Linked DNA regions of Mus musculus: regions 2 and 3 are each linked to region 1. Evidence: chromatin loops called from intact Hi-C (ENCODE). Cell type or tissue: heart. All regions are shown on one strand.

The links. A loop is a pair of places that touch in the nucleus more often than their neighbours do. Peaks named below come from ENCODE experiments on the same cell type or tissue, not always from the same donor. Only the 100,000 strongest peaks of a DNase experiment are listed, where the experiment ranks them.
Region 2: a loop joins it to region 1, with 1.9 times the contacts of the local background. A loop is called at or near these places in 13 of 42 quality-filtered maps.
Region 3: it touches region 1 in a loop (4-fold over the local background); 12 of 42 quality-filtered maps call a loop at or near these places.

Annotation. Positions count from the first base shown.
Region 1 is chr6:115,674,779-115,678,778 of GRCm38, reverse strand. Raf1 (v-raf-leukemia viral oncogene 1) reads left to right here and starts at 2,144. Exons shown (of 17, transcript NM_029780.4): 1 at 2,144-2,543. It overlaps D830050J10Rik (RIKEN cDNA D830050J10 gene), which reads right to left and starts at 2,811. Exons shown (of 1, transcript NR_152134.1): 1 at 412-2,811. In heart, CTCF peaks have their summits at 1,829 and 2,608; DNase peaks (open chromatin) are centred at 2,138 and 2,788; H3K4me3 peaks cover 2,788 bases; H3K27ac peaks cover 2,644 bases.
Region 2 is chr6:115,616,558-115,620,557 of GRCm38, reverse strand. It overlaps Mkrn2 (makorin, ring finger protein, 2), which reads right to left. Exons shown (of 8, transcript NM_023290.3): 7 at 3,116-3,260; 8 at 1,888-2,964. The coding sequence ends at 2,827. It overlaps Raf1 (v-raf-leukemia viral oncogene 1), which reads left to right. Exons shown (of 17, transcript NM_029780.4): 14 at 231-349; 15 at 642-773; 16 at 865-999; 17 at 1,149-1,989. The coding sequence ends at 1,292. Among named protein-coding and RNA genes, the nearest start is that of Mkrn2, 17 kb to the right of the region's middle. In heart, a CTCF peak has its summit at 1,646 (motif pointing right); a DNase peak (open chromatin) is centred at 627.
Region 3 is chr6:115,599,471-115,603,470 of GRCm38, reverse strand. It overlaps Mkrn2 (makorin, ring finger protein, 2), which reads right to left and starts at 1,533. Exons shown (of 8, transcript NM_023290.3): 1 at 1,458-1,533. The coding sequence starts at 1,483. In heart, CTCF peaks have their summits at 1,939 (motif pointing right) and 2,545 (motif pointing left); a DNase peak (open chromatin) is centred at 1,470; H3K4me3 peaks cover 1,588 bases; H3K27ac peaks cover 1,251 bases.

The DNA.
Region 1 (4,000 bases):
ATTAAAAAAACACAGATATTTACACAACCATTCATAACAGTAGCCAAATTACAGTTATGAGATAGCCACAAAACTAATTTTATGATCGGGGTCACCACAACATGAACTGTTTTAAATGGTCACAGCCTTTGGAAGGTTGAGAACCACTGCTGCAGCATCGCCTAGGAGACACACTTCTGGGTGTGTCTTTGAGGGAGCGTCTAGATTGGGTTGTTATCAGAAGACCCATTCTAAAAGTGACACTAATCCATAGGCAGAGGGTCTCAGACAGGAAAAGGGAACACAAAGGAGCAGTGAGCTAAGACCTGAGTCTCTGTCCTGACCATGGGGAGACACAACCATCAGCCTCCATCTCCTGCCATCATGGCTTTCCCACCATGATGGACTGCGTCCTTCAACTGTCAGCCAAAATAAGAAGCCCTTCCTTTCTTTTATTATTATGATTTAATCTATTTATGTGTATCTGTGTACTATGTGTCTGGTACACAGAGATCAGGAAAGGGCATTTGATCCTCTGCACCTGGAGTTATGAGTGGTTGTGACTACCATGTGGGTGTTGAGAATTGAACCTAAGTCCTCTGCAAGAGCAGCTGGTGCCCTAACCACTACCCAGTGGTTAGCCATTCCCCTTTGGGCCTACCTCCCCCCCCCTTTTTTTTAACCCTGCATTTGTCCATTATCTTGTCACAGAAACCAGAAAAGTAACCAATACAAAAGCCAAAAGATGGAAAGAACCTAAATTTCCATGGTTATCCTAGACAGAAAATCTGGTGTAAACTTCTGATGAAATAGTTTAGCTCTAAAGAGGAGTGAAGTATTAGCACACATGTGTTACAGATGAACTCGGAAACAGGCTAAGTGAAAAGACTTAAATCATAAAGGGCCCCATACTTTATAAGTATCCACGCACACAAGATAATCTAGAAGTCAGGTCTGTAGTAGCAAAATGAGTATTGGTGGTTGCTCTGGGTGGGAGCTAGTGAGAAACTAAACTGCTTAGTGGGTAATTTTATTTCAGAGTAATGGAAATGTTTTGGAACCAAAGTTGTGGTTACACAATACTGTGAACGCACTAAATGCCAAAAGATGTTTACTTATAAATGGTTACTTAAAAAAAACAAAAAAAAACTTGTCTGTGTATTTGTAAATGCGGTTGCAGGTTGCGCACGTAGCACCGGGTTCGAATGGAGGTCAGAGGATAACTTTCAGGAGCCTGTTCTCTCTTCCATCAGGTTTTACTCTGCACACTTTTTACTCTCTGAGTCACCTTGCGGGTCCCCAAATGGCTACTTGGAAAATACTTACACAGAGGTAGGAGAACCAGAGTCTGAGGCCAGCCTCAAATTAAGAGGGAATCTGGCACATGCTTTTAATCCCAGCACTCAAGAGGCAGAGGCAGAGCGATCTCTTTGAGCTCGAGGCCAGCCTGGTTTACAAAGTGAGTTCCAGGACAGACAGGGCTGTTAGACAAAGAAACCCTGTCTCGAAAAACCACAATAAATAAATAAAATTGAGAACCTATTTCAAAGAGGGGAAAAAAAAAAAAAAGCACAATTGACAATACACATTGCCCTCCAGGTGTCTATTCCACGGGGGCTGTACGAAGACGCACAACAGGCTTCAGTTTACGGTGGGCCATATTGTCGCATCAATTTTAATTTTTTTTTCTTTTTTGAGACAGGGTCTCATGCAGCTCATATGACCGTGAACTCCCGACCCTCTTGCCCTCACTTTCCAAGCGCTGGCATTACAGGTGTGCAACACCATACTTTTAGTTTTTGGTCAACTTGGTGTACTACAGCGAACACTCCATCTACAAATGAGGAACCTGAGGTTTCACATAGCATGAGGGCTTTCCCACAAAACCCCTAGGCCGCCATTCTCCACGGATGTCAACTTCGGAGAGGAAGCACCAGAGCTGGAGCCCTGTGCCGTGTGTCACCAGGCGCGTCTGGCCCGCTGAGGGCCTCGCGGGTGGCCGGACCGCGGCTGCAGCCCAATACCACTGGCCTCCAACCAGAAACAGTCACTCTGCTACCACGGAGTCAACCCCGAAATGGCGGCCGCAGGACCGCGAGGCCACGCCCCCGGAGGCGGGGCCACATTCCAGGCTCGAGCGATAGATCCCCGAGCCGAGTTTTAAGCGGACTGCCGAGCCCAGGAGCTCGCGCAGAGGCAGTGAGCCCGGCGGCGCCGCAGGTCGTGGAGACGAGTGTCGAGCGCAGGGCTAGCTCGCCCGGGATAGCCTGAGAGCGTCTTCTTCGCGGGTGCTGGTGCCGCCATCTTGGATGGCGGGAGTTAGAGCCGAGCGGACTTGAGGCGGGAAGGCTTCTCTGTTGTTCTCCGCAGGCCCTCGGACGGGCCAGCTGGCCGAGCTTTGGGGCGCGTGCCCTGAGGCGCGGGGCGCTAGTGCAGCGATGCGGGGCCTCCCCGGGGCCCCGTCCCCCGGGCTGGGGACACGCCGAATGTGACCGCAACCAACGCGTTCTCTCAACCACCGCTGCCGCTGCACGACGGGACCCGGCACTGCCCGGCTCCCTCAGGTAGGCCACAGGGCTGACGGTGCGACCGTGGGGCGCAGGGTCGGCCAGGCCGCTGTCATCCTGGTGGCGGGCCGGGCGCGGGCCGGGTGTCATGGCCGGCGAGCCAGTTTCCACACCCCTGCTCAGATTTCCCAGTGTTTCTCGGAAACGTGCCAGCGCCACTCCGGTGCCCAGCGAGCATTCCTCATATTTTGGCAATGGGGGAAAAAAAATCCTCCCAGAGCTGCCCAGTGACTGTGTTGTCACTGGGATGGGCTCGTTCTTTTTTCTCTCGGGCTGCAGAAGTGGGGGGAGCCCGGCCTTGCACCTCCTCTCGGGCTGCTTCGCTTAAGTGACACCCTTTTAGGGAAGACAAGAGGAATCGGGGAAGGCAGCGAGAGAAACCGGTCAGGGTCCCGCCTCAAAGGCTTGCGACCTCGCCTGGGGCTTCCAAATGGGTGGCCCGGGATGCTCGCGATCGGGAGCCAGGCTGCCTTTTGTGTGAAGCGACAACCTCCCAGGCTTTTGCAGAGCCGGTGCATGGATGCAGAGTTGGGACACAAACGAGGTGACCGTGTTCATTCATTGTTCTCTCTCCAGGGCCCAGGGTGTGCCTCTGGTTTTCATTCTTTGTTAGGAGGGACAGTCGAATCTCTTCTTTCCCGGTTGAGACGTAACTGGGTCCTGGGGAATGGGCCAGGTCTGTGTATAGAAGTGGGGAATGAATTCAGGGCACGTCTGAATGCCTGCAATGCGTCCTGTGGGGTCGTTGGAGACTCAGCTCCTGGGGCGTGAAAACAACCGGAGGTGATAAGGCTTGTTTTCCCAAGTGTTCTTGGGATTTAGAACAGTTAGGTGCAGAGTCGAGAAGCCCTGAGGTTCCTTGCTTGCTTCTGCGCGGAGTTTGAAGGACTGTTCCGCCAGGTGAGGCAGAGGGGAGGACATTGTCGGCGGAGGGAACAGCTGGCACCAAGGCTCAGAGGCATAGCCTGCGGGAGTTGGGATGATTTGGGGGAGCAGCTAGTAAATGTGGGGTGCAGGAAGACAGACGTCAGGGTTCAAAAGGAAAAATTGATCGCTTGTGAAGGGTCTGTGTGATGGATAGTAATGAACTAGTTCATTTATTAATTAACTTCATGTTGTGAATGTTTAGTTCTTGCTGGTTACTGCTTTGCTCCCCTCCCGCTATGGTAGTGAACAAAATTTACCTTGTTAAGTCTTGCTAACCAGTTTTGGTAATTGATAGAAAATGTTTTGTGCTTGCTTGATCACTGGTTCCTATTTGGAGATACTCTTGCAGCTATTTCTAAGGTTAACACATTCCCCAAACAGACAGAAATTGGCAGATTATAGAAAGCACCTGAAGAAGTGTAGCATGAAAGTATTTTTAATTAACCCTATTTATGTAGTAGACTCTTTTCTTTGGACAGAGTCCCCAGGTTGCAGCTTTGTTAAGACGTCTGCAGCCCTGTGAACAT
Region 2 (4,000 bases), 58 kb after region 1:
AAATTGCCTGTTACCTAGCAGTAAGCTGACAGAAGTCACAATGTAGACCAGTTGGGTGGTAAACCTGAGTACCAAATGTAGGCAGAGGGGATAAGCAGTGTGGGGCCCTGTAATTGAGTGTGCGCATGCCATCGTTCCCTGTCTCCTGAAAGATTTAGTAGTGAAGTGAAGGAGGCCAGAAGCACTGTTATAAACAGTATAAACTGTCAGTCTCCTTAACAAGCATCGAGATATATTTCTCCATGAAGGCCTCACGGTGAAAATTGGAGATTTTGGTTTGGCAACAGTGAAGTCACGCTGGAGTGGTTCTCAGCAGGTTGAACAGCCCACTGGCTCTGTGCTGTGGATGGTGAGGAAGCTGGCCCCACACAACATGATGGAATTACTGGGCCAGAGTAGGGTGCAAAATTTGACAGCATTTCTGCACAGCCATGGGGGTCTGGTTGATCTGTGGTGTCAGTTAGCTTAAGGCAAAACCGCATATCCTGGCAAAGCAACAGAGGCCAGCGCCTGTGGGGTTTTGTGGGAGGAGCTACCCTGGGCTAAGGACTTGAACTTCCTTCCTGACTAGTTAAAATAGCCTGGTTCCTCAATGTCTCTGGAGGTCATTCCCTAGGGATTAACACACTTCATCCTTACAGGCCCCAGAAGTAATCCGGATGCAGGATGACAACCCGTTCAGCTTCCAGTCCGACGTGTACTCGTACGGCATCGTGCTGTACGAGCTGATGGCTGGGGAGCTTCCCTACGCCCACATCAACAACCGAGACCAGGTGATCTGCATGGCCGGGCGACACAGTGAGGGGCTACTTAGTCCTGGGACTCTCCTTCACAGACTCCTTTGTTCAACTGTTTCTTCTTTAGATCATCTTCATGGTAGGCCGTGGGTATGCATCCCCTGATCTCAGCAGGCTCTACAAGAACTGCCCCAAGGCAATGAAGAGGTTGGTGGCTGACTGTGTGAAGAAAGTCAAAGAAGAGAGACCTTTGTTTCCCCAGGTTAGAGAGCTCAGTTGAAATATAACATTCTAAGGATGTAAATGTGGGCCAGGATTGGGTCGGTGGAGAGAGGACCTCCACAAGCTCTTGGTATGGTTGGGGAGATACCAAGTTTCCAACTAATGAGACCACGTGGGGCCTTGTTTCAGATCCTGTCTTCCATCGAGCTGCTTCAGCACTCTCTGCCGAAAATCAACAGGAGCGCCTCTGAGCCTTCCCTGCATCGGGCAGCTCACACTGAGGACATCAATGCTTGCACGCTGACTACATCCCCAAGGCTACCAGTCTTCTAGCTGATGATGTAGCTGTTCTTAGGCCACCAGGGGACGAAGAAGAGTCAGCAGGCACCACTTTCTGTTTCCTTGGGGGCAGAATGCATGTTTTTGGAAAAGCTGCTGCTGCTAAGGACCTAGACTACTCACAGGGCCTTAACTTCATATTGCCTTCTTTTCTACCCCTCCTGCCCTGGAAATGGAAGCTGTCCACCAAGAAAGCCTGCTCAGCTCCAGAGGTATACAAGTCAGCTGAGTATTTGTAGGGCAAGTGGCCTTGGAGAAGGTAGGGCACTCCGGCTGCTGCAGGGACATGCAATTGGGAACTTGGCTCCTTGAGCCTATATGGACAGTGGTGCAGTGCCAGTTTTGCACATGGAGTCCTGGCCACCTGGGGGAGCCTGCTTTGGTACTACAGAACTTTGTGGACAAACTGTGTCTAAGGTGTCCTGTGTGGATGGCTTTCCAAGCGCGGTGCTCCACCTTTGGCAGCCTCCCACGTGCTGAATCTGTCTTCCAGGAGCTGCCCCTATGGGGTGGGCCGCGGCCCAACCCTATCTGTAGCCACATCCTTGTCTGTAAGAAAGCCAGGAATACAGGTTTTCTTAATGATTTTGGGTTTTAATTTTGTTTTTATTGAGCCAATACAGTTGGTTCCTTATGTTATTTTAATAAAATAAATTAAATTTAGGTTTAATGGCTACTGACTCCTTCAAAACTTGCAGTGCAGTTTCTTGTGCAGACAGAACTCAAGGAGCCCCCTCTGCAGTTCATGAACAACCAAGTGAAAAGCACACAGGTAATAACAGGTTTTCTTATAAAAATAAATTCAGGTTCAGGACAAATTTGCTCTTTCTTGCCCCCAGTTCTTAGACAGAGGAGTGACTGCTCCTGTTTACCACAAAAACAAGTGTGGAGCCTACTACTTTATAGGGGAGAACAAGCAATCTGTGAGTCCTGTGTCTTGTGCTCTTAGTACAAGGGGAGGGTAAGATGGAGTCTCCCTGGAGATCTTCACAACTGCACACACCTGTGACTTGAGACACTGGAAGGAACTCAATAGCCACCCTCACAGCTGTAAAAGTCTACACTATGGTACAGCAGCACCAATATGGCCAAATGTGTTCTCACTACACAGCTGCATCAATTCCAAGGCTCGACAACTCTATTAGAGATGATCACTGCAGAGGAGCCTTCTACAGGGCTGGCGATGTCTTGGCAAGGAAAAAAAAAAAAAACCAGATCTGCTGCAAGTTTACTGTTGCTTAAGGAAGAAAGTCACAAAAGAAAGATGGCAGTCAGGTTTCATTTAAAAGCACTCAATTAAAACAGCTGGACCACATAGCTGGTCCCGGAGAAAGGGGTTGGAGGTACAACTGAGAGCTCAACTCTAAATGTAGTGATTCTGTGGACGTGGTGATCTCCCTTCCCTTCCCAGGGGGACTCACTACTGCACTCACATCCCAGTACCACGTCACCTCGGGTCGGTGACAGATGCGTCCACACCGTGCCTTGGAAAGTTGACTGCAGAGCCAAATGAAGGCGTCAGCACTGACTAGGGTTCTGATGATTCTACTCCAGAAAGGTGCATGAAGAGGTCTCCTAGCTCTGTCACATCCACATCGTCAGTGCTGGGGACTTGCCGGGTTTCTCGGTTCTCGATAAAATCCCAAAGCCGAACTGAGTTAAAGAACTGCAAAAACAGCCAACAAGCACCCCTGGGTCAATGGAGATAGCAGCAGACGATGAGTGCCAGCTTGTATTTTGCTTATGCTGACTCCTGTTCTGCTGCCAAAGCTACTAGGAGCCTGGGCAGTAAGCACCCAGGAATGCCCACTACTTACCCTCACAGTGCCTTCAGAGCTTAGCTGCTTCCGAGGTTTCTCTGGCTCTGCCAGCCGCCCATCAGGGTAAGCATGACGGTAAAGGCACTTGCTTCCAAAGGGGCAGGTCCCCTTGCCTTGTTCAAAGTATTTGCATGCCTTCTTCCTGAAAAACACAAAATCAGAGGCTGATGGAAAAATGGAATTAAGCGTGACTACTGTGTTCTGGCTACATTACCTCTTTTCCACTGGGGAAGCCTTGCTGGAGAAGTGAGGTGGCCTGTTGACCTCACAGTTGGTACTCTGATTCTCAAGCTAGGCAAAGCTGCTGGGATGCACTGTGTGGAGGCGGCAGTGCTTAGGAGCAGGGCGCCCCACCCCCACCCCATCCCTGAGCTCCAGTGCTGCACTAGGGCTGAGTGAGGCTTGGATAACTCCAGCATGCCGAGGTCTGAAGCTGGTTCACTTGCTCTGCTCAGGTCTCCAAAGCAAGTGAGTTAGTTTCCTTTCCTCCTGGTCAGGAATCCTGTCAGCCTGGGAAAGCAGGTCTTAGCAGATGCCTAAAGTGACAGATACCTTCTACTGTTTAGAACCTAGCTTAACTCTTTACTCTGCCCCTGGCTCTTCTCTGTTGTGTGGAATCTTTTTTTTCTTATGGTCTGGACAGTAAACTCTCAGCTCTCCAAGGGGCCCTTCATGAGCTTCTGAACTGCCTTCTCATTGGGTATGGTGGCACAGACCTTGGAAAGCAGAGACAGAAGGTCCCCGAGTTTGAGGCTAGTGTAGTCTACAGATACTCCAGCCAGGGCTAGACCCTGTATCAAAAACAAACCTTGTCTTCCCTCCTTTTTCTCCTCCAGTCCTACCTATCTGCCCACCAAAGTCACAAGCTCCAGTTTGGCTACC
Region 3 (4,000 bases), 75 kb after region 1:
CTGCAAGCACTGTTACAGGACTGCCGAAAAGTTCCCATTGCTGTGATAAATCACCAGGACCTAAAGCGACTTTGGGAGGAGAGCTTAGACTTGTAGGTATCTTCTACTTAAGTGTCTTACTCCATCACTATGGGAGGCCAGTGCAGGACTCCAGGCAGGAGCTAATGCAGAAGCAAGGAGAGTGCTGTTGACTGGCTTGACCCTCTTGGCTTGCTCAGCCTTTCTTACTGCACCCAGGACCACTAGCCCAGAGGTGGCACCACCCACAGTGAGCTGGGTCCTCCCACATCAGTTATCAACCAAGAGGTTCCCTCTTCCCAAATGATGATGTCTCATGTCAACTTTGTCAAGTTAACACAAAACTAGCATATGCATACACACAGACACACACAGACATACACAAACTGCAGTTTTCTGATTACTACTTAACATAAACCACCTGGGACCTTGGTACATGGTTCAACCCTTAATATCTTAAGTCGAACAGAACTCTTCATAAAGGTATTAGTTCTAGGAGTCTGCACTAATGAGAAATAACAAGGTCATTAAATGCTTACCACATATCCAAACTACATCTCAATTTCTTAATTTACTGAAACCAACTAAAGTCTGTATAAGCCGAGGCTCCTTTAATCCAAAAAGCTTGGGCTCAGGAGAGTCTTTAATTTTTTTTGTACTTTACAGTATTTTCATGTACATAAGGTCTTGGGGATAGTACAAGAGTCTAAACACAGAATTCATCATTTCACATATGCTTATACACATACCCTGAAAAAGTTCTCTGTGTAGCCTTTGCTGTCCTGGACTCCCTCTATAGACCAGGCTGGCTTCAACTAACTGAGATCCACCTGCCTCTGCCTCCCAGTGCTGGGATTAAAGGCGTGCGCCACCACCGCCCGCCTTCTATTTAGGTATCTTAAGAGTATTGGATTTTGGAGCCTTTTGAAATTTGGGTTTCCACAGTCGGGATTCTCACAAGCCTTACTTCCCAAGCTGCACCTCCTGAGCATGCAAACTCACAGGACTAGACCCCAATGACAGCCACAAGCTCGTCACCAAGTTAGTACGTTGCTACTCAACCCAACTATTTTTGTTTCAAAATAGTAGTCACGGAATAGTTTTCTGCTTTCCACTTCGTCTAACAAGCCGCCTTTCTGTTCCTAAATGGGTGTCGCTTTACCTCTGGTGGCCTCGGTTTCCTGCATCTCGAAATGGGACTCTTCGGAGGCTCAGTGGTGATGCTGGATAAGAAATGCGACCTGCCCGTGTTTCCCCGCAATCGCCCTCGCTCACTCTCTGCAAGTCGCGGTTGCAGCAGCTCTTGCCGCTCTAGCCTCTATGCGGCCTTCCTGCGCGTTATCCGCGCTGTCCGCCCCCCGCCACCGCCCGCCTCGGCCCCTCGCCTCCCTCCCTGGCTGCCCCGCAGCGCCCAAGGCCCAGAGGGGCCGCGCACTCACCTGCAGGTGACCTGCTTGGTGCTCATGGCGGCGGGGCCACGGGCTGGAGTCGCACTGAAACCTCAGAGCCGCCAGCGCCGTGGCCCAGCCCGGCCCCGCCCCGCCCTTCCCCGCCCCGCCCCGCCCCCCGCGGAGTCGCGTCACTCCTGCGCGCGCCACCCTCGTTCGTGCGCTACTTCTAAGGTGCCGCCCGGAAACCTAACCACCATCACAATGGGTTCCGCCAGGGCCTGGAGCCGGAAGGTCCCTACTCCTTAGTAGTCCGGATCCCAACTTTCTGAGGCTAAGGGTCTGAGCATGTCTAGTATACTGAATTTACCAATCATCTGCGAGGCCCTTACTTCTAGGGTTCGGCCCCCATCTCTCAAGGCAGTCTTTTAAGATGATGATGATGATGATTGATGATGTTAATGATGATAAAAGTAATTTTACTATTTATCTTTATTTTATGATATGAGTGTTTTTGCCTGCATGTGTGGCTGTACACCAAGTGGAATGCAGTGCTGGTGCAAGCCAGAAGAGGGAGTTAGATCACCTGAAACTGGAGTTGCAGACGATTGTGAGTTACCATGTCGGTGCTGGGAACTGAACCCTGGTCCCCAACTAAACAGCCAGTGCTCCTAACCACTGAGCCATCCTCTAGTAAGAATTTTTATTTATTTATTTATTTTTGGATAATTTCATACATGTGTACAATGTATTTGATTATATCCACACCAAATATCCTCTCCCCGTACTGATCTTTTTGTGTACATACATACATACATACATACATGCATACATACATACATACGTACATAACTCAAGGCAGGAATCTGGAGGCAGACACTGAAGCAGTATGTACATATATATAATTTGGATTTTTGCAAACTACAGTTGTGTTATCAGCTTTGAAAAAGTGTCTCCTGGTTTATTGTGTTGAGTTGGCATTGTATAGAAATGAACAGCAGGGGGCTGGAGAGATGGCTCAACGGTTAAGAGCACTGACTGCTCTTCTGAAGATCCTGAGTTCAAATCCCAGCAACCACATGGTGGCTCACAACCAGCCGAAATGAGATCATGAGATCTGGTGCCCTCTTCTGGTGTGTCTGAAAACAGCAACAGTGTACTTACATATAATAAATAAATTTAAAAAAGAAGAAGAAGAAAAAATGAACAGCATAGTACTCTGGAAACATTATGGGTATTCTTTTCATTTTATAGAGGTGGTACACTGTAAAAACAGGTAAGGACTTCTGAATGCTCAGCTCTAAATAGAACATGTGTGCCAATACCCTGACCTTGCTAGCAAGGCTCTGAGAATATCATGGAAGGGGGAGAAAGAATGTAAAAGCTGGAGGGTTGGGAGAGTGCCATGGAATGCTGTCTCCCGACATGACATAGCTTTAGACTTAGGAACACTCAGTAGCTGTGGCTACCTACAAAAGATCTGCAGAAGACTGTGCCCACGGCCAATTGTGGTAGTGCATGCCTGTGATGGTTTGTATGTGCTTGCCCAGAGAATGGCACTATTTGAAGGTGTGGCCCTGTTAGAGTAGGTGTGTTAGTGTGAGTGTGGGCATTAAGATCCTCATCCTAGCTGCCTGGAAGTGAGTCTCCCACTAGCAGCCTTAAGACAAAGATGCAGAGCCGGGCGTGGTGGCTCACGCCTTTAATCCCAGCACTCAGGAGGCAGAGGCAGGTGGATTTCTGAGTTCGAGGCTAGCCTGGTCTACAAAGTGAGTTCCAGGACAGCCAGGGCTATACAGAGAAACCCTGTCTCAAAAAAAAAAAAAAAAAAAAAGACAAAGATGTAGAACTCTCAGCTCTACCTGCACCATGCCTGCCTGGATGCTGCCATGTTCCTGCCTTGATGATAATGGACTGAACTTCTGAACCTGTAAGCCAGCCCCAATTAAATGTTGTCCTTTATAAAACTTGTATTGGTCATGGTGTCTATTCACAGCAGTAAAACCCTGTGCTAGGCCTGACCATGCTTTTGTTTGGAAGAATATAGATTTGGGGACTTTGGATTTGGAAAGCAGTGGAATGCTTTAAAAAGGGATTAGTGGGTTATCCTAGCAGGAATACGGAAGACTTTGTTACTGAGAGTGATTTGAATTGTGCTGACCTGGCCCAAGAGGTTTCAGGGGAGAATTTCAGTTTGTGGGCTAGAGACTGTTTTTGTGGTATTTTTGGTGAAGAATATGCTCTTGTCTGAAGAGTCTGCCTGAGGCTAAAGTGAAGAGACACAGATTGATTGCATTGACAAAGGAAGCCTCAGAAAAGCCCATCATAGACTTTGTTTTCTGGTTAAGCCTCATGAAGAGCATTTTAAACAAGTGCAGCCAGCTGATAATGGAAAAATATAAAAATATATGGTTTGAGTATTAAAGGGGCACCAGGAAGTGAAATGGAGCTGAAGGATATTAAATTGAATTTAGGGGGTGGTGACTTTGTGGCAAGATCCCACCCAGCTAAATTTAGATCCAGTAGCAGAAGCCTTTAATCCCAGGAGGCAAAGACAAGCAGATCTCTGAGTTCAAGGCCAGCCTAGAACAGAG